Regions from separate parts of the Homo sapiens genome. Here all the other regions are linked to region 2. The links are chromatin loops, found by intact Hi-C in ENCODE. Cell type or tissue: heart right ventricle. All regions are shown on one strand. Region 1 overlaps SCRN1 (secernin 1). Region 2 overlaps GARS1-DT (GARS1 divergent transcript). Region 3 overlaps NOD1 (nucleotide binding oligomerization domain containing 1).

Region 1 (8,000 bases), 610 kb after region 2:
ACCCCAAATCCTGCCCTCCCTCTAGGTAGGCGTGTTGAGGAAGCAGAGGAATAACTTCCTGGATTATGGTGTGTGGATGTGTGTGTGTGTGGATGTGTGTGTGTGTATGCATGCATGCTCATGGATGGTACAGGTCCATTCTTACATGGTTGAACCTTCTATTTAGGAAAAAAATGGATCCAACATTAGACTACTTTTCCAGAAAAACAGTGGATTTTGGCTAAGGTTTACATTACTTATACTTGGTGTCCAAGAGGCTAATTATACCAGAATTTACAGAGACAGAATTCTTGATAACAAAGTTAGATTTGACACATAATATTTTTTAAAAGAGTCTTTCTTTGGTAATAAATATTGTCTCCATTATTTCCTTTCTTAAAGTCTTTATCATTTCCTCATTTTTTTTTTCAAATTAGCTTAAATTTTTGTCTGTTTTCCACTACATGAAATACCGTATGGATTCACTGTCGTCAATGAGTTTATATAACTTTCATGATTTGGGGGAGGCTTTTGGTAGATTATTTCCCCTTTCTTTATCATTGAAAATATTTACAAGAAGAATAGAAAATTACCAGTTAATGATGGCTGGTAGCATTGTTAGTAAAATTGTCCAGATGGAGGCTATATTTGTGATGTGTGGGGTGTGTGTATGTTGCGGGAGTCGGGGGAGCTGAATTTTAATTCTGAAAGTTATTTCTTACAATAGGAAAGTACAAGTCATTCTGGAATCAGAGAGAGCTGAGCAAAGCTCCATGACCACTGGACAGATTTCCTCCCTCCCTCCCTCCCTCCCTCCCTCCCTTCCTTCCTTCCTTTCCTTCCTTTCTTCCTTCCCTCCCTCCTCCCTCCCTCCCCCCACTTTCTTTCTTTCTTCCTTTCTTTCTTTTTTTGTTTTCTTCTAGTCAGCTCCAGAATCAGGAGTCCCCAGTCTTGTATGGAGTCAGAAGTGTCTCCCTCACTTCCAAGAGAACATGGCTTAGCAGAGGGCTTCCTTCCATAATGTCCCCTTTCCCAGATGCATTTCTGATCTCAGACCTTTGCATTGTTCCTCCCCAAAGATCTTATGCTTCAGTGAAATAAAAAACAGTTCTTCTAAAGTGTGGTTGAGGATGTTGCCCTCTGATCTCAGCACCTTCTTTTGTCTTTATTTAAACTTATATGAACCTTAAGAATACATTTCCTAAAACCAGTCAAATAGCAGGCAAGACACTGGGGTAAAAAAATAAAATAAAAACAAACATGGAGGGCATGGTGGCACACACCTCTAGTCCCAGCTACTTGGGAGGCTAAGAGGGGAGGATCGCTTGAGCCCAGGTATTGGGAGGACAGCCTAGGCAACATAGTAAGACACCATCTCTAAAACAAACAAACAAAATACACACATACACACACACACATATATAATTTTAAATAAATAAAAAACCCTCAGTGATAGTTATTAATGCTTCTTTAGAGCTACAAAGTTTTAAAAGCTAAAAACATCTCTCCAAAGCATCCCATTTTCTTTGCCATCTTCTCCCACCGTAAGAAGTTTGGCTGACTCATCAACTCATCTCACAATGGTTTTTGCTGGTGGTGCCAGGGTTGTGTTCACCATCTTGAGTACAGTACGAAAGGCACAATGGTTGTGTTTCATTAATTGAAACGTCTATTGTGTGAGTGTCTCTGTTTCCCCTTTCACTGGGTCATATCCAGAAATAGTGTGTGCTGGAATGTGGATGGGGTGAAGTGACGGCATGAAGCTGATCTTTCTTTTCATTTTCGACGTAATCTCACAAAATAATGAAGGGCTTGCTCTGTGGAATTGTTTTTGTCTTTGGCTCTAGGTTCTTTTCGAGGCTCATGTTTTCTATCCTCCAACCTAACCTGGCAGGTGGTCCCTGAGAGAGTGGCAAGCTCAGGACAGGCGGATCCTTGGAAACCCCCTGATTAGCACTGGGCAGTGCTGACATTTAGAAGAATGCTTGCCCACACTCCAGCTCTGGGCATTCTTATATTGTTATGTGACTTGGGCACCCAGAAGTCACACTAGCTGACAGATTTATTTTATGAAAGGCTGGGTGGGAGTGGCCATGGGGCAGAAAGACCAATTGCTCATCTCTTTCCACAGTTCACTTTAATAACCAAAGGTGAGACCAGCACCGTCTCTGTAAAGATCCATCTTTTAAGTGGTGAACACTTGCCTTTTTTCTTTTTCTTTTCTAATAGAAATTAAGCTAGGAATTTTGACTTGGGGAACTAAATTGTTTTTGCCACACTGAAAGAAGATGTCAGGTGCTTTTTGGATATTTGTACCTAGAGAAACCTCTTTTGCTTCCTCAAATCCCACTTCTCTGGCTCATTAATAATGTGGCAGTTGTAAAGGTGGGTGGATTTTATATTTAAAAGTGGCTGTGGAGTTCATGTTCTAGATGGCTGACTTTACCAAGTTGAGCTAATTAAATTTTGTGTAAGTGTTCCTGATTTTGTGAGATCTGCTCCCAAAGTGGGATTTTAAGTAGCCAGTCTATCTACATGAGACAAGTGTGTTTACCCCTCCCCAACCCCACCTGGTTGTGATTAGCCAGATTTAAAACATAATGGAGCAGGTGTGAATGGCTGTCATAGAAGAGCCCTTATGAGGCCCGTGCTCTGTGGCCCGTGACAAAGATGCAGCAAGGGGCATGTGTTCCAGGCTCGGGGCCTGTGAAGGGATCTGGCTGCCTGGCTTTCGGTCTGGTGCTTAGGAGGGCTGATTGGGCCCATCTGGCTACTTGGGGATCCCCTTCCTTCCTCACCATTCCGAGTTTGGCCTGAAAAACATCAAGTTGGCTGCATATATTTTGAACTCCTGCAAAGACCATCTGGTCTTTTTGATTCAATTGTCAACATTTTTTTAATCAGGCAATCTGTATTAAGCCCTTGTAGTTCTGTGCCTTAATGACATCATGGCAGCTCCCCCACATGGCACAGCAGGGACCTCTCTGGACCATAGAGACCCTTCACATGCCCCTTCCTCTCTTAAGCCCTTAGCTCTGTCTGGAGTACCTTGATGGCTGGCCCATTTTTTAAGGTCAACCCAGATTTCTCCCACGTGATACAGCCTCTAGCGGACCATGCGGATGTGTTTCCTCATTTCTTTGGACTTTTACCTTCTGTGCTCCCTTAGAGCTTTGTAATTTCTCCAGCCATCCATTCAGCCACCGATCCAACAAAAGGCTTATTGATGCCTGATATATACCAGACTTGGGGCATGTCAGTGAACTAAATAACAAAGATATCCCCCTTCCCTCTTGGGGCTTACACTCTAGCTGGGGGAGATAGTATACATAAACAGTACATGTAATAAGTCCATCAGTTCTGTAGTATTTCAGAAGGGGATAAATGGAATGGAACGGCAAAGAGGAAAAGCAGAGCTGGGCTGGGTGGATCAGAAGGGCAAAGCAGGAGGCAGTGGCACGATGCTTCAGGAATGAAGCAGGCAGGCCTGGGAGACACTGAAGCTGGCCTGGGCTCGTAGGAATTTGTGTGCGCGCCTTTGCCTTCCTCCCCAGCCAAAAGGACAGGGCCTGGGCCTCCTCACTGATTTTCTGCTTGCAGCATTTAGCACAAAATGCTTTGCATGTAGTTGGTGTTCTGTAAATAATTGGGGAAATGGAAATGAGTGTGTAAAAATGAATTTGAAGACAAATAAACCATTTCCTAATTTTTACTTTTTTTCTGCCCTTTTAAAAACCTGTATGATAAATCTGTGCTTAAGAAGCTGAGATTCTTTTCCTATTTACTCATTGTTTTCAAGACAAAAGTTGCCACTGGCACTCAGTGCGGACAGGGGTTTTGGAAAGTGTTGGTCAATGCCTGGACTACTTTTTGACATAGAGTGCAATGTTAAGATGTAAACGTCAATTCCATTTAGAAGAGCACAGAGGAGCAGAGTTTGATTACTGCTCTGGCCAGCTTCGTGCTCTACAAGAATCATTTTTTTTTTAAATAAATAACTTTTGGGAACTGCATAGAGGGAAAATCTTGAGTATATTTTATTGTCAGTTTGCCATGAAAAATTCAAGAGTCTCTTGAAAACCTCTGGATATAATTAGTTTTCAGTTTGCAAATATTTATCAAGTAAAATGACATTATCCCAGTGCAGAGCAACACCTTAACATGAATTGTGCAGACCCAAAGTCACCTGACCAGTGAGTGTGTGTGTCACACGGGTTTCAGCTCTTACCTGAGGTTTAGCGATTATGGGAAATCAATACAGAATAGCTTTGTGGGCTGCATTCAGTCGATATAGCTGGGTCTTGAGTTAAAAAAAGAAAGATCTAAGGCTGCTGTTGCTTTCAGCTGCCCCGTTTAAAATGTAAATGATTCCTGCAGCTGATAAAATTCTCCCTTGAGAGCTCCAGAGCACTGTGTAACTTAGAGACTTGAATTCAATACAGCGTCCACCACACAAAGGGTGTGTCATAGGCTCGTAGAATGTCAGAGTCAGGAGGCCCCCATGGGGAAGCTAGTTGCAGGTTCCTCTGCCGTGGGTCACAACGTGGGGAGGGGAAAGGGAAGCACAGGAGGGCGAGACTCTGAGGGTTACCCACATCCTGGTCCCGGGCCTCTTCCTCCCTTTGCCTGGACATACTTTGACTGATTTTATTGTGCTTATGATTCTGTGTAAGAGTTCGTGTGAAGAAGGTGTTCTGAGGTTAAAAATACTTGGGAAGAAATAGTTTGACTCAAATTAGCTCCCCCATTTTCCAGGTAAAGCCACTGCAGCCTGGAGAAGGTAAGATGCACCACTAAGTTGTGTGTTCTGCAGTTCTGACAGCAGCTGGAGATGCACCTCCATGGGACTGTTTCCTTCTGTGTCCACCTCACTGTCTTAGTGTGAGGATCAAATGGGACAGGCAGGAAATCCCACAGTGTAATGCAGTAGTTAAATGCAAATGTTATTATCCTTTTCTGTTTTCTACCACTAGAGCAACCATGTAGGTTATCAAACTGTGTTTCAGGAAACCCAAAGGGTCCTTGCAGGGGGACTCAGGGTTCTGCTTTCTTTAGGCAAAGATCTTCCCTTTTACCTGCTTTCTATCTTAGGCTTCTAGGTGAAGTTTCTTTTGAAGGTAGGGCTCGTAAATAGCTGTGTTCAATATTGGTGAATGCTGGCAGCCGCCTGTGCCTGTTGAAATGGGCAGGCTTAGGATGTTCAGGATGATGATTGGCTGAATACCTGGTTCAAGATGATTGCCCTATTACGTGAGCACCAGGAATAGATTGGCATAAGCCACACAGTCTGAAACTCACCATGGAGACTTTTGAGCTGCATTGTGAAGACTTAAAAATCAGGGTATTCCCAAGGCCTTTTATTTTTTGGCTCTGTTTGTAACTAATATGATGGTTCAGTATAAGTACCCAGGCAGAAATGAGGTGGTACCTGACAGGTGATGGCGCTTTCTTTCCTGTGTTTGTTTTTCAGTGCACTTACATTTCAATCGACCAAGTTCCAAGGACCTATGCCATAATGATAAGCAGACCCGCCTGGCTCTGGGGAGCAGAAATGGGAGCCAATGAACATGGAGTGTGCATAGCCAATGAAGCCATCAACACCAGAGAGCCAGCTGCCGAGATAGAAGCCTTGCTGGGGATGGATCTGGTCAGGTACTGCATGGTGATTCTTTGAAACAACTTCCTAGAAAAGGTTGGAAATGGGGACAGGATTTATTTCTCCCTAAACCTTGCATTTTTTAACATAATCCTTCCAAAGATGATGTGTGCCTTTTGATAGAAACTTTAAGATGATGAGATAAATGAGTGGATTACAATGGAATATTACTTAACAATAAAAAAAAATCAAGTGGCTGGGCATGGTGGCTCATGCCTGTAATCCCAGCACTTTGGGAGGCCGAGGCAGGTGGATCACCTGAGGTCAGGAGTTCGAGACCAGCCTGGCCAACATGGTGAAACCCCGTCTCTACGAAAAATACAAAAATTAGCCGAACGTGGTGCTAGGCGCCTATAATCCCAGCTACTCAGGAGGCTGAGACAGGAGAATTGCTGGAACCTGGAAGACGGAGGTTGCAGTGAGCCGAGATCATGTCATTGCACTCCAGCTGAGGCGACAACAACGAGTCTCCATCAAAAACAAATGAACAAAGAATCAAGTATAGATACATACTAAAGCATAATGATCTTGAAAACATTATACTGAGAGAGAAGCCAGACACAAAAGGTCACATATTGTGATTCTATTTATATGAAATATACAGAATAGGCAAATCCATAGAGGCAGGAAGTTAGATTAGTGGTTGCCTGGGGTTTGGGTGTGGGTGAGAGAATGGGGAGTGATTCCTAATGGGCATGAGCTTTCTTTTGCGGGTGTTGAAAATGTTCTAAACCTTAGATTGTGGTGATGGCTGCACAACTTTGTGAGTACACTAAAAACCACTGAACTGTACAGTTTAAATGGGTGGATTTTATAGTACTTGAAATATATAATATATATATAAAAATATGAAAAATCATAAACTAGAAAAGAAAAATAGAACAGAGATCACTTCCCTCCTTTCCTCTCTATGTCTCAGTTATTTTTTCTTCCTTTTTCCCCTCTCCCAGCCACTACACAGCAGAAGGAACCTGCTGTGCGAGCTGGATAGGGCAGGGATCTTTGTCTGTACACTGCTGTGTCATAAGCACTGGGAACTGTGTGCCTGGCCTGTAATGAGTGATCAATAACTGAATTTTGAATGAATGACTAAAGTAGAAGGTAGGCTGGAACAAAGCAACATTCTGAAATGCCTTTTTTTGTCCCTGAAATAGTGAAATGAAATAAAATCATGACATAGTTGAAAGAAGATTGGGCTGGGAGCTGGAGTTCTTGGCTTTCAGTGTGGATGTACCAAGTTACATCACCTCTCTGGGCCACAGTTTCCTCATTTTTTCAATATGAGGTCTAGATTGGATGACTTCCGAAGAACTCCCAAAGCTAACATCCTAGAAAAAGGAATGGGGTTGGATTTTGGTTTTGTAGGGGGAAATGGCACATTTAGACAGTGGTCTCGGGAACTCACTCCTCTGCCACCTGATGGAGAGGTCTGCGAGGGACACCCTTTTGGTAGCACAGTGACTTCCTGCCTTCCTTACCTTTCCTTACTGTTCCTCATTCTTATAAACTCAGGAGGAGCAGCTTCCCTGAGCTGGGGAAAAGGCAGAAAAAGCCAGTTTTTAAAAACCAGTTATATATAGCTAGTTTTCTCTTGATTAGCAAAATGAAATGTATAGAATAACAAGAAGTTTTTTTTTTTTTAGCTTATGTTTTGACAGCTCTCCAGTATTTTTTACTGTATTTGCAGTATGAGACTTATAGAACAGGCAAAATTACCATTTTAACAGTTGATTTCTAAGGGACAGTGGAAGAGGATTTTTTGCCTTTCTTCAGAGCACCTGATATATCTTTTTAAGATTATCAACCAATAAAGCAACAGGAGTTTACTGAATATCTACTTTGTTCTAGACTCTGTGGGTACATGAAGCAGCTCAAAGCTTCAAAGGGATTTTAGTCTGGTTGCAGGAAGAAGAAAATTGAGCAATGGAAATTTTAAGAATAATATAAGAAGATAGTAGGAGAGAGGTAACTCAAAGTGATCTGAGATTTGATGCCACGTGAATGGCACAGAATTCCAGGGTGTGGCCTTCAGCAAACACTGCGGGATGTTCACAGATTATCACAGACTGGTCATATTTGGGAATGCTTTGAGGGGCAGGTTCATTTGACCTGAAGCTGCAAGGCTGAGGGAGGTAGACACAGAAGATATGTTTGTCACAGACTTGGCATTGTGATAATTAGCAAGGTCAGGAGTAGATGACAGGGTGAGAGTTTAACCTTCACCATATAACGTTAACTCCATCTTGGGCTAGCCATGTCCAGCTATTGTAATAAAAAGGGTGTGAAGAGCACTGGTAGGTTCTTCAGGGTGGGGATGGAGTCACAGGCATCTGCACCTTAAGTGGATCTTTTGAGTTCATCTTTA
Region 2 (8,000 bases):
CAGAAACAAACAGCAACAACAACAACAACAAAAACAGTTAAGTGAAACAAACAAACAATCACACAATTTATGTGGTCACTGAGTGCTCTAATAGTAAGGAGAAATTAAGACCAGCTGGCTGTTAGTCTTAACTCTAGCCAAGACAAAACTCCAATTCAGCTACTTACCTAGTAATGAGTCTCAGGCTGAAGTCTGCTCTCTCCCATCCTAGAAGCAGGAAAAAACTGAAACTCATCTTCCCTGCTGGAAACGAGCTCAAACTCCAGAAAGGAGTTACCTGCCTTCCATCATCATGGACGCAGGAAAATTTGCCTTCCTTGTTGGAAGCAAGTAAAACTCCAAAAAAGGAGTTGCACAGCAAAATAAACTTCAGATCTCAACAAATTTGGGGAGATCAGGGATTCTCTGGGGGTGGGGTGGCTCCCAGGCCTCAGCCAATTGTCCTATTGGTTTCAGCCATAAAGACAGCTCAGGCTGCTACCACGCACTGATAGGAGATTTGTCAAAGATCGAGGCATCTTCACTCAGAATCCCTCTGTGATTACCAATTGTGAACACAAAATATCTGATATGGGTCTCAGTCAATTTAGAAAGTTTATTTTGCCAAGGTTAAGGACACATCCATGACATAGCCTCAGGAGGTTCTGTTGACGTGTGCAAGGTGGTTGGGGCACAGCTTGGTTTTACACATTTTAGGGAGACATGAGATATCAATCAATATATGTTAAGACATATATCAGGTGGTCCAAAAAGGTGGGATGACTGGAAACAGGGAGGGGGCTTCCAGGTGATAGGTAGATAAGAGAAAAACAGTTGCATTCTTTTGAGTTTCTAATAAGCCTTTCACTGAATACACAATTTACAGGACTAATCACTTAAGCCTTAGCCTGGCTCAGTGAAACAACAGGGCAAAGGAAGCAATCAGCTATGCATTTGTCTCACGTGAGCAGAGGGATGACTTTGAGTTCTGTCTAGCTATCTTGTTTAGGAATATAATGAGAGGCAGGTTTGCGTGCAGTTTCCAGATTGACTTTTCCCTTTGGCTTAGTGACTTTGAGGTCCCAAGATTTATTTTCCTTTAACATTTACAAGGAGAAGTGAAGAAATAAGTAAATTAGAGAGCTAGAAGGATGGAAGTTTACAGTTAGAGAGAGTGGGATGTTGAAGGTAATACTGGTTGCATATTTCTTATCCAAAATGCTTGGGACCAGAAGTGTTTCAGATTTCAGATGTTTTCAGATTTTGGAATATTTGCATTATACAGGTTCAGCACCCCTAATCTGAAAACGTGAAATCCAAAATTCTCCAATGATTGTTTCCTTTGAGCATCACAATGGTGCTCAAAAGGTTTTGGATTTTAGAGCATTTCAAATTTCAGATTTTCAGATTAGGGATAATAAACCTATATCTCAGAAACGGTACATTTCTGAATAATGACAAATTGTCATTATTTGCCATGAGAATTGTCATTAATGTGGGTGGAGATGGGGATGATTGTAGGTCAAGAGACTGAAGCAATAGGGTAGGCTTGGGTGTTAGTACGGCCCTTCATGGGAATGTGTTGATGTCATCCAGGGTCACGGGAGGCTTCTGAGTGGGAAGGAAGCTGAGAGCCTATGATTACGGTCTTCACTGATGAAGGCAGACAGTAGGAGGTTGGCAGATGGTGGGCACTGACTAGACTGGAAGTGCCAAGAACTTCAGTGGAGCAAGGTTTTACCCAAGACACAGAGGTTGTGGTCTAGAGCAGCCCAGGGATGAAGGATCACCCATTGGAGAGGACTGTGGGGAAAGCAGAGTCCTGGGAGATGAACCAAGCATCAGTTGAGGCTGGAACAGTTAAAATGTATACATCAAATTCTCTCCAAGGACACTGTACCCTTGGCTGAAAATTCCCTCCTTAGTCTACTTCCCATCCCAAATTCTACCCATCCACACTGTGGCATCCTAGGTCTCTCTAGCAGCTGAACAGGCAGGCCTCTGTAACAACTGTTTCAGCGCTGACTGAGTGGTTAAGTTAAATATTAAAAGTTGAAAGAGCCAGTAACCTTATACAAAGGCTGGAATAGAACAAAAGCCCACCACAAGTTTTTGCCTAAGTCTTTCCTGTGCCTTGAACCATGACAAGAGGAGGAAGGAATTCTTAACCAGACCCATTTAGGATTAAGTAAGTTTTTATTGGCTGGGTACGGTGGCTCACACCTATAATCTCAGCACTTTGGGAGGCTGAGGCAGGCAGATCACCTGAGGTCAGGAGTTTGAGACCAGCCTCCTGGCCAACATGGTGAAACTCTGTCTCTACTAAAAGTACCAAAATGAGCCAAGCATGGTGGCGGGAGCCTGTAGTCCCAACTACTCAGGAGGCTGGGGCAGGAGAATCGCTTGAACCCAGAAAGCGGAGGTTGCAGTGACCTGGGATCACACCACTGCACTTCAGCCTGGGCAACAGAGTGAGACTCCATCTCAAAAAAAAAAAAAAAGAAAAGAAAAGTTTTTACTGGGGGTCTGAAGACACAAGTTTTATTGGAGGTCTAAATGAACTCCTCAAACCTCCGTGATTTAGCAGGAGATGTGATAAGGGTAATCACCCCAGCACTTGGACCCATCTAGATTCAATACATTTACTGAGGCTCCAGAAGAAGGTCTTCACACCTTAGTTATGGATTAGAAGAAGTTAATCACTTACGTCTTTAGATGAATGCACACTTACATGTAGACATATGGCTTAGAAGGTATATAAACCCTGGAAAGCTTTGTAATTTTGAGTTAGTCTGGTGATATATTCCAGGCCTTCTCCCTGTACCCGGTTACAAAAATAAACTTCCTTCCTTCCCAGTTCAACTGCATCTTGTTATTGGGCCGCGAGAATCAGCAGCCTGACCCTCGGCTTGGACCAGGAACAACATGGTCTGAGAGAGCTCATCCCATGTTCCAAAGGGAGATTAAATGACAAATTAAGATACCCCAATAATAAAATGCCAACAATAAGATGCCCTACAGTGTAATAGAAACAATGTACCATTATGAAATTCCCAGTAGGAAATGAAAGCTCAAAGACTAAATTCACTTGCCATTTCAAGATAAAAAGAAAATTTCAGGTCCAAACTTTTTTCCTGCCTCAATTTCATATTCTGATCAGGCTCAGCCAGAGGATGTCTCAGTATTTAGACAGAGTGGAGGTTCCTGCGGCACCATCCTGGAGAGGTGTAACATTCTTTGGGTGGAAAAGGTGAACTCTGCTCTCATATGCTATCTACTTAAAGAGTCTGGAATTAATAGGGCACCAAAGATGATCACAGCTCTGTCTCCACATCCACCAAATTTAGAAACCAAATCTGATAACTAAGTCATTTATCAGAGACTCAGTGGTACCCAAGTGAGGAAGGGCCACTGGAGACAATCTTGTTTTTTTCACCGGGGCTGGAGTGCAGTGGCGCGATCTCGGCTCACTGCAAGCCCCGCCTCCCGGGTTCACGCCATTCTCCTGCCTCAGCCTCCCGAGTAGCCCGGACTATAGGGGCCTGCCACCATGTCCAGCTAATTTTTTGTATTTTTAGTAGAGACGAGGTTTCACCGTGTTAGCCAGGATGGTCTCGATTTCCTGACTTCATGATCCACCTGCCTCGGCCTCCCAAAGTGCTGGGATTACAGGCTTTAGCTACGGCGCCCGGCCATTCCCCTCCCTTTTCTGCTAGGCTCACTGAACTATTAACGAGCAAAAAGTAAACTTCCCTTTTCTTTGAGTTATTATACATTTGGGGTCTATTTGTTAGAGCAATGCGCTTGCCCTACTATACTCTCCCTGGGCCTTGTATGATGAAATTGGTAACAGCCACAAAAACTGCATCTGGGACACAGAAGGTGGTAGAGGGGAAAATAATCTGACTGACAAAGATTCTGTTTATAGGTGACTTTTTAGGATTGTGGAGTTAGGCAAAGCTGGGATCACTCACACAGCCTGATAGGGGATTTTCCTACGTGGGTGGGCTGACCTGGTGGTCCTGGTTACACTGCCCACCAGCCTTCTGGTGTCTCTACTAGGAGTAAGGTGCCTTCTCTTTCTCCTCCAGGACCCCACACCTCCAGACCCTGCTGAGGGAGGGCCACCCATTTCTAGTCCCAGCTCCTACTCTAACTATCTGTGTGACCTTAAACAAGGCCTTTCCCCTCTCTGGCCTCAGTATCCGCCTCTGAATAATGGGGCTGGGCCTGCCGACCTTCTGGCCCTTTTCTGCTCTGTGAGTTTGTGAACTTGTGATAGGGAGACAGGAGTCCTAGGAAGGAAATGGAACTGGTGATAGGGAGACAAGAGTCCTAGGAAGGAAATGGAACTTGTGATAGGGAGACAAGAGTCCTAGGAAATGGAAGGAGAGCACGTTTCACTCTGTCCAGCAGAGGGCAGCAGCTACCCACAAATCAACAGCTGAGCAAGGCCAGGGCTGTGTGGGAGCTATGCACAGGTTCTGCCTCCAGAAGCCTTCAGTGCCTGCCTCTGAGCCAGAGGGTTCCAAGCAGAAGAGGTCCCGCCCCCGGAGAGGGACCTCAGAGAGGTCCTCCAAGCCCCTCTCAGCTCTTACTTACGGCATCCCAGATGCCCTATTCCTCTTCTGCAGAGAGAAGGTGGTTCAGCCACTAAATGGTGCTGGGACCTCGCAGTTTGGTGGGAAGGAGGAAGCTTACTCAAGCAAGGAATATGAGACAGGCAAAAACCCACGCATAAGCCAAAAGCCCCTCCAAAGCGAGGTGTTGTTCCAGGCTGACAAGTGTCCAGCAGGGTGGACTTCAGACTCCCTGTTAGGAACTGAATTGTGTCCCCCAAAAAGAGAAAGTCACCCCAGGGTATGACCTAATTCAGGAAAGGTCATTGCAGATGCATTTAATTAAATGAAGATGAGCTCATGCTGGAGTAGGGTGGACTCTGAACCCAGTGGGACAAGCGTCCTTATTAAGAAGAGGGAAATCTGGACACACACAGAGCAGAGACCGCCGTGTGAAGATGGAGGCAGAGATCGGAGAGATGCTGCCACACGCCACAAATGCCTGGGGCTCCCAGAAACTACACGGAGCCTCCCCCAGCGGCTTCAGCAGGAGCATGGCTCGGCCAACACTTTGATCTTGGTCTTCCAGCCTCCAGAACGGTGAGTCGGTGAGTTTCTGTGGTTTAGGCCCCCCAGTTGTGGTTGTTTCTTACGGCAGCCCCAAGAAACCAATACACTCCCCCGTCCACTTTCCACGGCAGAGTTTGGGCGTCACTGAATCCCACCTCCACAGCAGGTTTTGCTTGGACTGCACAGTATTTATTGATGCTGCTGTTGGTTTTAATTTCTAATGTGTGTGCCTGTAGCTGTACCACTCCTCCTGATGACTCACCTGGCTCCTGCGGGCATCTGAGATGTGGTTTCTGCTCCACACTTCCTGGGGGAGCAGAGGAACTCCTCAGCCTCCTCTCAAACTTCTCTCAGGTTGTGCTGTTCACTCCCTCCCCAGGCTTCCGGTCCACACGGACAGCTCTGACCCCGAGAAGATTCTTTGTCTTAGACAAACATCTGCCTCCCTGTAACTTCGGTTCACCGATACTTGCTCTGCACTCCAGGGCCATACAGAACCCCTCTGCTCCCTCTGCCCTTAGCCATTGGCTCCTAGGAGACACTAGCTTGTCCGGCCGTCGCTTTAAACTGTCTAGTTCCAACTCCCTCAGAACTTCCTCAGTGATGCAGTTTCCTGACGGTCATATTGCCTGGATAAGCTCCAGTATGTTCAACTCCCTCTGTGGTTCAGCAACCAGGACTAAACAGGATTCACCTGATGCACATTCTAACCAGAGTCAAGAGGGCAGAAGCATCGCCTCCTGCGTTCCAAGCTCAATATCTCAATTGTAATCCCCACATGTCAAGGGAGGGGCTTGGTGGGAGGTGATTGGATCATGGGGGTGGTTTGCCCCATGCTGTTCTCATAATAGTGAGGGGTTTCTCACGAGATCTGATGGTTTTATAAGGGGCTCTTTCCCCTTTGTGCACCCTCTCTCTTTCCTGCTTCCTTGTGAAGAAGGTACTTGCTTCTCTTTCTCCTGCCAAAGCATGACCTTATAATTGTAAGTTTCCGGAGGCCTCCCCAGCCATGCGGAACTGTGAGTCAATGAAACCTCTTTCTTTTATAAGTGACCCAGTCTTGGGTATTTCTTTATAGCAGTGTGAAAATGGACTAACACAGATATTTGGCAGGCATCCAGTAGTCTTCGATAAACACAACCACCATCTAGTGGCCAGAACAGCCTTATCGGACCCCACTGTCTGCAATGAAAAGCTGTTCCTTTCCTCATCCTTTACAGGGCCAAGCACCCAGCATCCTGGGACAGTGGCCCCGTGTGCCCAGCTTTGAGGATGAGCTCATGCCTGGTTGCTCTGGGTGGAGAGAGGGAAGAGTTGAATCAACATCCATATGTATAAATCTCCTTTTGTGCATTTAGAATCACGTCCTTAGAATAAATTGCGATCAGTGGCATTACTGAAGCAAATTGTATCAAAAATGCAAAAAAGACCCATTTTTCCAAATTGTTTTCTAACAAGGAAGTCATATTGTTTGCTTTTTGATACTGTTCTTTAGAAAACGATGCATGAGAGTTTTACATTTCATATAGTGTGTTCTATTTATTTTATACTTTGCAATTTCTGTAATTTTTAAGCACTGTTCTTCCCATACTAGAGGCTCTGCTCTAACTATTCAACTTTTGTTTGTCCTAGTTTTCCTAAAATTCCCTTTTCCACTGGTGTGTGGTGCAAGATGAGGCACATTTTCCATGGATGGTGAACAGAGGGAGGAGCCTTTTGATCACAACCAGGTCACCCCACTTCTAAGCCACTGTGCCTCCAGCCCCACAAGACTAAGGAGAGAGAGCGCAGCGTGGTGGAGAGTGAGCTGTGCTGGGACCATTGTTTCCGTAACCTCGTTTTCTGTGTCCAGCTGACACACCTTCAAAGTGGCATCAGGTCCTAAACTGTAGCTTGCAATGTGCCTGTTTCCAGAAACCAAGGTGAAAGTGCTTTTAGACAGTGTTCCCATGCAAGAGTCCCTTCCCAGCTTTTTTCTGGAAATGCATGTTTCTCTGAACTCTGAGTCCCAAGAAAAATCACTTGAGACACCAAGAAAATGGGGGAAGTGCTAAAATTGTGTGGGAATTCAAGCTTAACAATAAACATCAAGACATTTTTGATAAAAATGAATCCACTGACATCGGGGAGGAGCAAGAGAACAGCACGCTGACACTGGGTCAGAGGCTAAGACCGACATTTCTGGGAACCACTCCCGGAAGGGCACAGAGGAGACGCTTTCAGCCTCTCATCAGCCAGCCTGGCCTGTAGCTGCTGCACGTTATGAGTGTGTTCCTGGCATGACTGCTTCTAACAGTGAGTTTTCTGGCAAATCAAATAAATACTAATAAGTCTGTATGCACATTATACTTTATACAAATCCTATGAGTGATGTTCCAGAAATAACAAGTTTTGAAGGCAAAATAAGTCCTTAAATTGGCAACTTTGACACATAATTCCATGTAGTAGTTAATCTTGCTAGAAGATCCCAATGTTGTTATTCTAATACAATCTGATAATGTTCACTGGCATTTTCCACTGTTGGCATCTTTACTATAGCCTACAGTTGTTTGTTTGTTTATTTGAGATGGAGTCTTGCTCTGTTGCCTAGGCTAGAGTGCAGTGGCGTGATCTTGGCTCACTGCAACCTCCCCCTCCCAGGTTCAAGCAGTTCTCCTGCCTCGGCCTCCCTAGAAGCTGGGATTACAGGCACGTGCTACCACGCCCAGCTAATTTTTGTATTTTTGGTAGAGACGTGGTTTCATCATATTGGCCAGGCTGGTCTTGAACTCCTGACCTCAGGTGATCAGCCTGTCTCGGCCTCCCACACACAGTGCTGGGGTTACAGGTGTGAGCCACGATTCCTGGCTGCCTACAGTTCTTTGTAAAGCAGACAAAATAGTTTCATTTTTT
Region 3 (8,000 bases), 130 kb after region 2:
TTGCTATTGTAAATAGTGCTACAATAAACATACATGTGCTTGTGTCTTTATAGCAGAATGATTTATAATCCTTTGGGTAAATACCCAGTAATGGGATTGCTGGGTCAAATGGTATTTCTGGTTCTAGATCCCTGAGGAATCACCTTAAGTGTTTATTCAGCTCAGTGAATTCTGCATGTGTCCCACACCAGCCAACCACCACCCCCATCAAGACAGAGGACATTTCCAGCCCCTCAGCCATCCCTGCATGTCCCTTGCTGGTAGAGGGAGGGTTTCCTAAGTGCAGATGAAACTTAATAAGATGCTGGCCAGCAGATTCCTGCCCCTTCCTTGTCCTCAGGATGATGCTGGAAAAGAGGGACTCTTCCTCTCTATAAATGGGGATGCACCTACCCAGCCCCCGCTTAGGCTGCTGGCCAAATCTTGGGACCTTGGTATGTCCACGGCTCTGCTGCTGTTCTTCCTACCACTGAAAAAGAGTCCAAGAAGGTGGGGACAGTAGCAGAAGAGACTTTGCCAGGTCTTGCAGATGGGGTACCTTGATGGGGCCAGCCTTTAGAAGGACAGCTTGCCAGGCCTCGCCAGCCTCCTGCCCATGTGCAGAAACCTGAGGTGCCGACCCCAGCCCACTGTTGTGTGAGCAGGCTGTGCTGATGACCCATTTCCCGTCCAGCCTGCCCTTGTGCTCTGTGTGTGGGCTCTGGGGCAGCAGCGCCTGGGCACTACTGCTGCAGCTGAACACTTCTGCATCCTGCCCCGAGTGAGCCTGGGCTGGGGCCACAGCCAGGCAGAGGCTTCCCAGCTGTTCTGATGTTGAAGCTAAGATTGAATGTAGATGTGTCTTTAATAATTCACCCCAAGTGTGTTCCTTCCTAGTCTTGCGTCCAACGGCATCTCCACAGAAGGAGGAAAGAGCCTTGCGAGGGCCCTGCAGCAGAACACGTCTCTAGAAATACTGTGGTAATAGCTCGAGTCATTTCATTTGTTTGTTTGTTTTTCTGTGATAGGGTCTTGCTTTGTCGTCCAGGCTTGAGTGCATTGGTGTGATCTCAGCTCACTGCAGCCTCCACCTCCCAGGCTCATTCGAACCTCCCGCCTTGGCCTTCCGAGTCCTGAGACTATAGGCATGCACCACCACACCCAGTTAATTTTAAAATTTTTTGTAGAGATGGGGTTTTGCTATGTTACCCAGGCTGGTCTTGAACTCCTGGGCTCAAGCAGTTCTCCTGCCCTGGCTTCTCAAAGCCCTGGGATTGCAGGTGTGAGCCACTGCACCTGGCACAGAGTCATTTTGGAGGGTTTAGGTCCCAGGAATTATCCCAGGGGCTGCACATGGCCTGGAATCTTAACAGAAAAGGTGTCTCCCAATTGGAAAGGCTCTAGGCCTTTCAGTTAAGTTGATAATTTCCTCCTAGAGAAGAGAATAGCCACTTCTACAAGCATAAACAGGTACAGGAGGAGGAAGTGGGCTCCGGGAGCCTGGATCTGAGGCCTTGGCCTTCTAGGCCCCAGGAGAACTAGAACGCTGGCCATGCAAGCTATCCAGGTATCCTTGGATACCTTCAGATGTGCTTAGCAGAGGCCAACTTCCACACACTTGGCTCAAAATTTTCTCCCTTCCTCCTCTTCATCTGCCTTCCCCCAGGCAGCCTCCTCCTTCCCCAGGTCTTCACATCAGGGTTTGGCCTTTATGCTCCATCCAGCTCATCTGTCACTTGTCACCTGAAGCCCACAGTCCTCGCTCCCTCTCTGCACTCTAGGGCACTTACTAAGTGGATGTGGCCTCCTGAGAGTGTTTTTTGTTGGTGTTCCCTTTTTTATGGCCACTTAATGTTTTATTTTGCTTTATTTGTATTTACATCTCTGTATCATAAATTCCATACAGGTGGCTGGGAGCAGTGACTCACATCTGTAATCCCAGTACTTTGGAAGGCTGAGGTGGGAGGATCGCTTGAGGCCAAGAGTTCGAGACTAGCCTGGGCAATATAGCGAGACCCTCTATCTACAAAAAAAAAAAACATTCCTTACAGGTTAAGTGAGGGAGTTGTATTACAACCCTCCCTATCATCTACTCAGAGCCCAGTGCTCATTTGATCTTGCTAAATTAGTTACTGAGAATAATGACAATATCCTCTTCATGAGAGAGTTTTGACATTAGGCCTGCTGTCCAGTAAGTGCATTTTAAATTCTTTCCCCTCAACAAATCATTTAACATTTTGAAAAGTAGTTTATGTTTTTTGGAAAAAATGTAAGACACTAAAGGAGGACATGAAAGTACCTCCTAAAGTTCCTGCTAAAAGGAGGAAGTGAAAGTACCTCCCTTTGTGTTTTCCAAAATAACCTTTCCTTTCTAGCCTTTTGTTCTATGTATGTTCAAAGATATGCAAAACAGAATAGCATTCAAGCAGTGGCTCTAAAAATATTGTAATCACATACTTTACATGTCTCCTTTAGGGTTTCTCCATCTTGATGCTGTTGACATTTTGGTCCAAGTGATTCTTTATTATGGTAGGGCTGTCCTGTGCATCATAGACGGTTTAGCCGCATCTCTGCCCTGTACCTCCCAGTGGTGAGGATCAAAAATGCCTCCGGACATGGCCAGGTGCCCCATGGAGAGTGAAATCACATGGATAGTAGTAATGTCAACACCTAGAAGCCCTCAAGTGCTGACTGCATGCCATGTGTTATTCTACACTTTTTCCCTGTGTTAACTCACTCAGCCTCACAACCACTCTATACGATCTCTACTGTTAACGTTCACCAGTGAGAAAACTCAGACCCAAAGAACTTAAGCCTGTTGCCCGAGGTCACCCTGCTGGTGGGTGATACAAACCTGCCCAGGCTGAGTCCGGAGTAGATGTCAATGCTGTGTTCTTCTCCCTCCTCATTCTACCTCATTCTCCCTACAAGCTGCACAACATCTCGAATAGATATCACAATATATTTCATCAGTTGTTTCTGATCTAAATTTGTTCAGATTTTACATTAGGATAATACCACAATGCATGCTGCAATGTATAAAGCTTTGTGTGTATATCCTTGCACACTGTAGGGTAAATTTCTAGAAGTCTGATTGTCTTAAAATGAAGCACATTAAAAATTTGGGCAGGCACATCCAAACTGCCCTTCAAGGAATTTTTTTTTTTAAATGTTCTTTCTGTTCTATTCTTCTTCCTAATGATTCTTTCGTCCACTGGCACAAGTGGGTCCTACCCTGTTTACACCAAGGAGCTTTGGTGCTTTATCCAGACCACTTCTGGTTCTAAGGACCATTGAGAGACTTCCTGAACTTTCAGTCACTTAACTTGGGTCCCTCACAAGTTAACTGAGAGCAAAGTACTGAACACATTTTAATGTGCAGTCAGTGACTGTTTCAGGTCTTCAAACTAACTTGGATAACACACTGTCAGTGGTGTTCAAGGGACCCTGGGACTAGAGGAGAACTGAGAAGCAGGCATTGGCCCTTTGTTTTCCGTGGGCCCCCATCTTCCATGAAATCTGAGGGCTCAGCAAAGGTGGGGAGGGAGGGTGGGCTCCTCTACAGGTAGCTGGGCTAAGAAATAGGAGCCCAGGTACAGGATTTGCATTAAAAATGAGTCCCATTGACCTTCTGTGGGGCTGACAGGCTGGGCTTGGAGCCTGGCTGTTTTCTGGGTTCTCAGCAAGTGATCATCTGCATAGCTGGAGAGCCTTGGGCTGAGCTCCCGCTCCTGTGAACTCTAAAACAATGTCTGCCAAGTAGGCTCTCTTGAGTAAATACTTCCTTTTTTTTCCTTAGGCTGACCCAAAATGAACTCAACGATGAAGTGGCAGAGAGTTTGGCAGAAATGTTGAAAGTCAACCAGACGTTAAAGCATTTATGGTAACTCAGAGAGCCTTACAATTTCAGACTGTGCTACTTTTCAAAAGTATTTTTTGAGATAAAATTTACATACTGTAAAATTCACTCTCTTAAAGTATACAATTCAGAGGTTTTTAGTGCAACCATCACCACCTAATTCTAGAACATTTTCACTCCTCCTCCCCACTCCAAAAAGCCCTGGTATCCATTAAGCAGTCACTCCCTGTCCTCCTCCCCAGACCCTGGCAACCACTAATCCGCTTTCTGTCTCTATGGATTTGCCTACTCTGGGCATTTCATATAAATGGAATCAAGCAATATGTGACCTTTTGTCTCTGTGTTCTAGCATGTTTCATTCCTTTTTATGGCTAAATGATAATTCACTCTAAGGAAATTTTGCAGTTTATTAATCAGTTGATGGGACATTTGGGTTGTTTCTACTTTTTGACTATTATGCGTAATGCTACTGTGAACACTCCTGTTCATGCTTTTGGGTGAACATATGTTTTCATCTCTTTTGGGAATATACCTGGGAATAGAATTTCTGGGTCATATGGCAATTCTGTAACTTTTTGAGGAGCCACCAAACTGTTTTCTAAAGTGGATGTACTATTTTACATTCTCGCCAGCAATGTATGTGGATTCCAATTTCTCCACATCCTCACCAACACTTATTATTGTCCATCTTTTAAAATCTAGTTATACTAGTGGATGTGAAGTAATATTGTGGTTTTGATTTGCATTTCCCTGATGACAACAATGTTGAATGTCTTTTTATGTGCCTACTGGGAGTCTGTATAGCTTCTTTGGAGAAATGTCTCCATATCCTTTGCCCATTTTAAAATTGGGTTTGTCTTCTAATGCTGAGTTATAGGGGTTCTCTATATATTCTGGGTGCTAGACCTTTACTAGATACAGGTTTTGCAAGTATTTTCTTTCTTTCTGTGGAGTTTTTCCTCTTTCTTGATAGTGACCTTTAAAGGACAACAGTTTTTAATTTTTGTTTTTTTTGAGATGGAGTCTTGCTCTTGTCACCCAGACAGGAGTGCAGTGGCATGATCTCAGCTCTCTGCAACCTCCACCTCCTGGGTTCAAGCGATTCTTCTGCCTCAGCCTCCTGAGTAGTTGGGATTACAGGCATCAGCCACCATGCCTGTCTCATTTTGTATTTTTAATAGAGATGGGGTTTCACCATTTAGGCCCAGGCTGGTCTTGAACTCCTGACCTCAGGTGATCCACCTGCCTCAGCCTCCCAAAGTGCTGGGATTACAGGCGAAAAGCCACTGCACCTGGCCAATAGTTTTTAATTTTGATGAAGTCCAATTTATCTATTTTTTTCTTTGGTTGCTTGTGCTTTCAGTGTCTTATCTAAGAAATGATTGCCTAATCCAAGATCACAAAGAACTCCACCTAAGTTTTCTGTTAAGCGTTATAGTTGTTTCCCCTCACATATAGGTCTGCAATCCATTTTGAGTTAATTTTTGTATAGTGTAAAGTGAGGGTTAACCTCATTCTCTTGCACGTGGATATCCAGCTGTCCCGGCAGCACCACGTGTTGAACAGATTATCTTTTCCTATTGAATGGCCTTGACACCCTTGTCAAAAATCAATTGACCATAAATGTATGGGTTTATTTCTGAATTCTCTGTTCTGGTCCATTGATTTATATGTCTCTCCTATGCCAGGACCATTGCTGTAGCTTTGTGTAGTACATTTTGAAATCAGGAGGTGTGAGTTCTACTTTGTTCTTCTTTCTCAAGATTGTTTAGACCATTCTGGGTTCTTTGCATTTCTTATGAATTCAGACTCACCTTGTCAATTTCTGCAAAAAGACTAGACTCTGCTACATATTGTTTTTTCTTTCCTTTTTAGCCTGCAGAATTATTTGATCCCATTCCCTAAGTGCAGGCCAGCCTCTCCAGGGAGAGCAGAGCTAGGACAGGGTCAGAAAGAGAGTCTTGGCTGCTTTGTGCATTCCCAACCTGCACTGGCCCTAGTGAAGGCAGCCCGAGTGGGTGGATGTGCCTGGACACTGCAGGCTTTTTAGGGGCATTAGGTGCTCTCCTTCCTGGCCTCCTGCCACATCTTGGTTGGAGGCTGCCTTCCCTGCCTTCAAAAAAGCCTAAGTGGTGACTAGAAAACAGCAGAGTGTAACTGAATACAGAACTTGGTGCCCACTTCCTGGTTCTATTTTTGTCCCTTTTGAAAGGGAAGGTCATTACCTCTGCCATTGAACCCAGGGGCCCTAGCCCTTGTGGGGTATGGCTGGGAGCACCAGATCCTGGCTGCAGCCCAGCCACCAGTGGTCCTGTGTGCTTGGGCAGTAACAGTGACAAGAGCTCCCTTCCCCCTGGACACTGTGCCTAATACCCTCCTCTTGAAATCTCACACACCCAGTGGATGGGGGGCACTCTTATAGTTATTCTCAGTTTACAGATGACACAACTGAGGCACAGACAGATGCGTTTATTTCTTCAAGGTTCTGTAGCTGAACAGTGGGGAGGGAGGGTTTAAGAGGAGCTGCACCCGCTCTGCAATACTGCCTCTCACGAGGGAGTCCTCTTCATTCATGACAGCATAGGGCCCTCGTCTTCCTGGTAAGGGCTTCCTTCTTGGGTCAGTGCCAGGATTTCTAAGGGTCATGTTTAGCAGGAGCCTATTCTACAAACAGCCAGGAGCAGGGAATGACTCTGTGATGAAGCGGAGACACTACAGCCTCTTGATGCATTTATTTCCTGGTTGGGTTAGAAGCGTAGCTGCCCAAGGGAGCATTTCAGGAGAGGCCTGGCTTCCTAGCGATAGCTGAAAACTTTGTTTCATTTGAATCACTGCTACCCAGAACAATGGGGTGCATTCTCAGAGTCCCCATTATTAAAGCTTTTCCACTGAGCCCCATGAGAACTATTCATGAGAACTATTTCATGGCAGCATAACTGTTTCTCCTCCCTCCCTCTTGCATGTTGGTAGCCTCTTAACTTTAAAACCTGCCTTGCCTTTCCCTAGCTACCTGGAAGGAGACGTCAGACTTCCTGTCCCATGGTGTGTTTCTTACAATTTGTTGTTCAGATTGGTGGTCTCCCAAATATATATAAAAATATAAATGGAGTCTCACTCTGTCACCCAGGCTGGAGTGCAGTGGCACGATCTTGGCTCACTGCAACCTCCACCTCCCAGTTCAAGCAATTCTCCTACCTCAGTCTCCCGAGTAGCTGGGAGTACAGGTGCACACCACCATGCCCAGCTAATTTTTTTGTATTTTTAATAGAGACAGGTTGGCCAGGATGGTATCGATCTCCTGAGCTCGTGATCCACCCACCTCGGCCTCCCAAAGTGCTGGGATTACAGGTGTGAGCCACTGCACCCGGCCCCAAATATTTTGATTATGCACCTCTGCAGTGAAAAATGCAAACACACACATCAGTTCATGTATTACATTATGTTCACTATAAAAACAAACAGAAAATTTAAAAAATATCAAGCTATCCTTTACTCTAGTGGATCTTACCTGGACACTTTTAGCCAGATACAAAGTCACATGGACTCAGTTCTTCCCCTGACCAACTTGTCTCTTATCCCAAAACACCCTTGCAACTCCCTTACGAAGGGGTCAAATTTGATCCAGTATTATGGATTTTATACAAGTTATGTTCTTCTTTCAGGCTTATCCAGAATCAGATCACAGCTAAGGGGACTGCCCAGCTGGCAGATGCGTTACAGAGCAACACTGGCATAACAGAGATTTGGTAAGATCCCAGCGTTTGTCACAGTAATAACACCAGTGACTGTTTACTCACCACCACTGACTGTGCAAGGCACAACGCAGGGTGGTTTCTGTTTATTCCTCCAGCAACCCTGCACAGTAATGGTATTACCTCTGTTTTACAGAGGTAGACAGAGGCCCAGACCAGTGAAATAAGGTTGCCCAAGGTCACTACGAGAGAAGCTAGAATTCAGCCCAGAATGCCTGATTCCATATTCTGTGCTCTCCTGCCCTGGGCCCCCGCCCTCATCTACCTTCATTGGGTGGGATGGGGGAAGTGGCCAGTGAAATGATTTCCTAGTGGAAGTAAATCCCCCTGGGACTCAGCAATTGAGAGATGACTGTGTTGGCCAGGAGTTTGGAGCTCATTCTTCCCCTTTTCTGGGTTCCGTAAGACAT

Evidence for each region. A loop is a pair of places that touch in the nucleus more often than their neighbours do. Peaks named below come from ENCODE experiments on the same cell type or tissue, not always from the same donor. Only the 100,000 strongest peaks of a DNase experiment are listed, where the experiment ranks them.
Region 1: it touches region 2 in a loop (8-fold over the local background); 2 of 110 quality-filtered maps call a loop at or near these places.
Region 3: it touches region 2 in a loop (2.1-fold over the local background); 6 of 110 quality-filtered maps call a loop at or near these places.

What each region holds. Positions count from the first base shown.
Region 1 is chr7:29,952,810-29,960,809 of GRCh38, reverse strand. SCRN1 (secernin 1) reads left to right here. Exons shown (of 8, transcript NM_014766.5): 3 at 5,450-5,631. Among named protein-coding and RNA genes, the nearest start is that of FKBP14-AS1, 32 kb to the left of the region's middle. RefSeq lists an enhancer at 1-145. In heart right ventricle, no CTCF peak of the experiment used is centred here; a DNase peak (open chromatin) is centred at 4,469; H3K27ac peaks cover 2,486 bases.
Region 2 is chr7:30,560,869-30,568,868 of GRCh38, reverse strand. It overlaps GARS1-DT (GARS1 divergent transcript), which reads left to right. Exons shown (of 7, transcript NR_038889.1): 3 at 1-36; 4 at 4,871-5,138; 5 at 6,741-7,403. Among named protein-coding and RNA genes, the nearest start is that of GARS1-DT, 13 kb to the left of the region's middle. RefSeq lists an enhancer at 4,241-4,290. In heart right ventricle, a CTCF peak has its summit at 4,387 (motif pointing right); a DNase peak (open chromatin) is centred at 4,408; H3K27ac peaks cover 747 bases.
Region 3 is chr7:30,428,958-30,436,957 of GRCh38, reverse strand. NOD1 (nucleotide binding oligomerization domain containing 1) reads left to right here. Exons shown (of 14, transcript NM_006092.4): 11 at 877-960; 12 at 3,779-3,862; 13 at 7,501-7,584. Among named protein-coding and RNA genes, the nearest start is that of LINC01176, 42 kb to the right of the region's middle. RefSeq lists an enhancer at 2,536-2,675. In heart right ventricle, no CTCF peak of the experiment used is centred here; a DNase peak (open chromatin) is centred at 3,597; H3K27ac peaks cover 4,872 bases.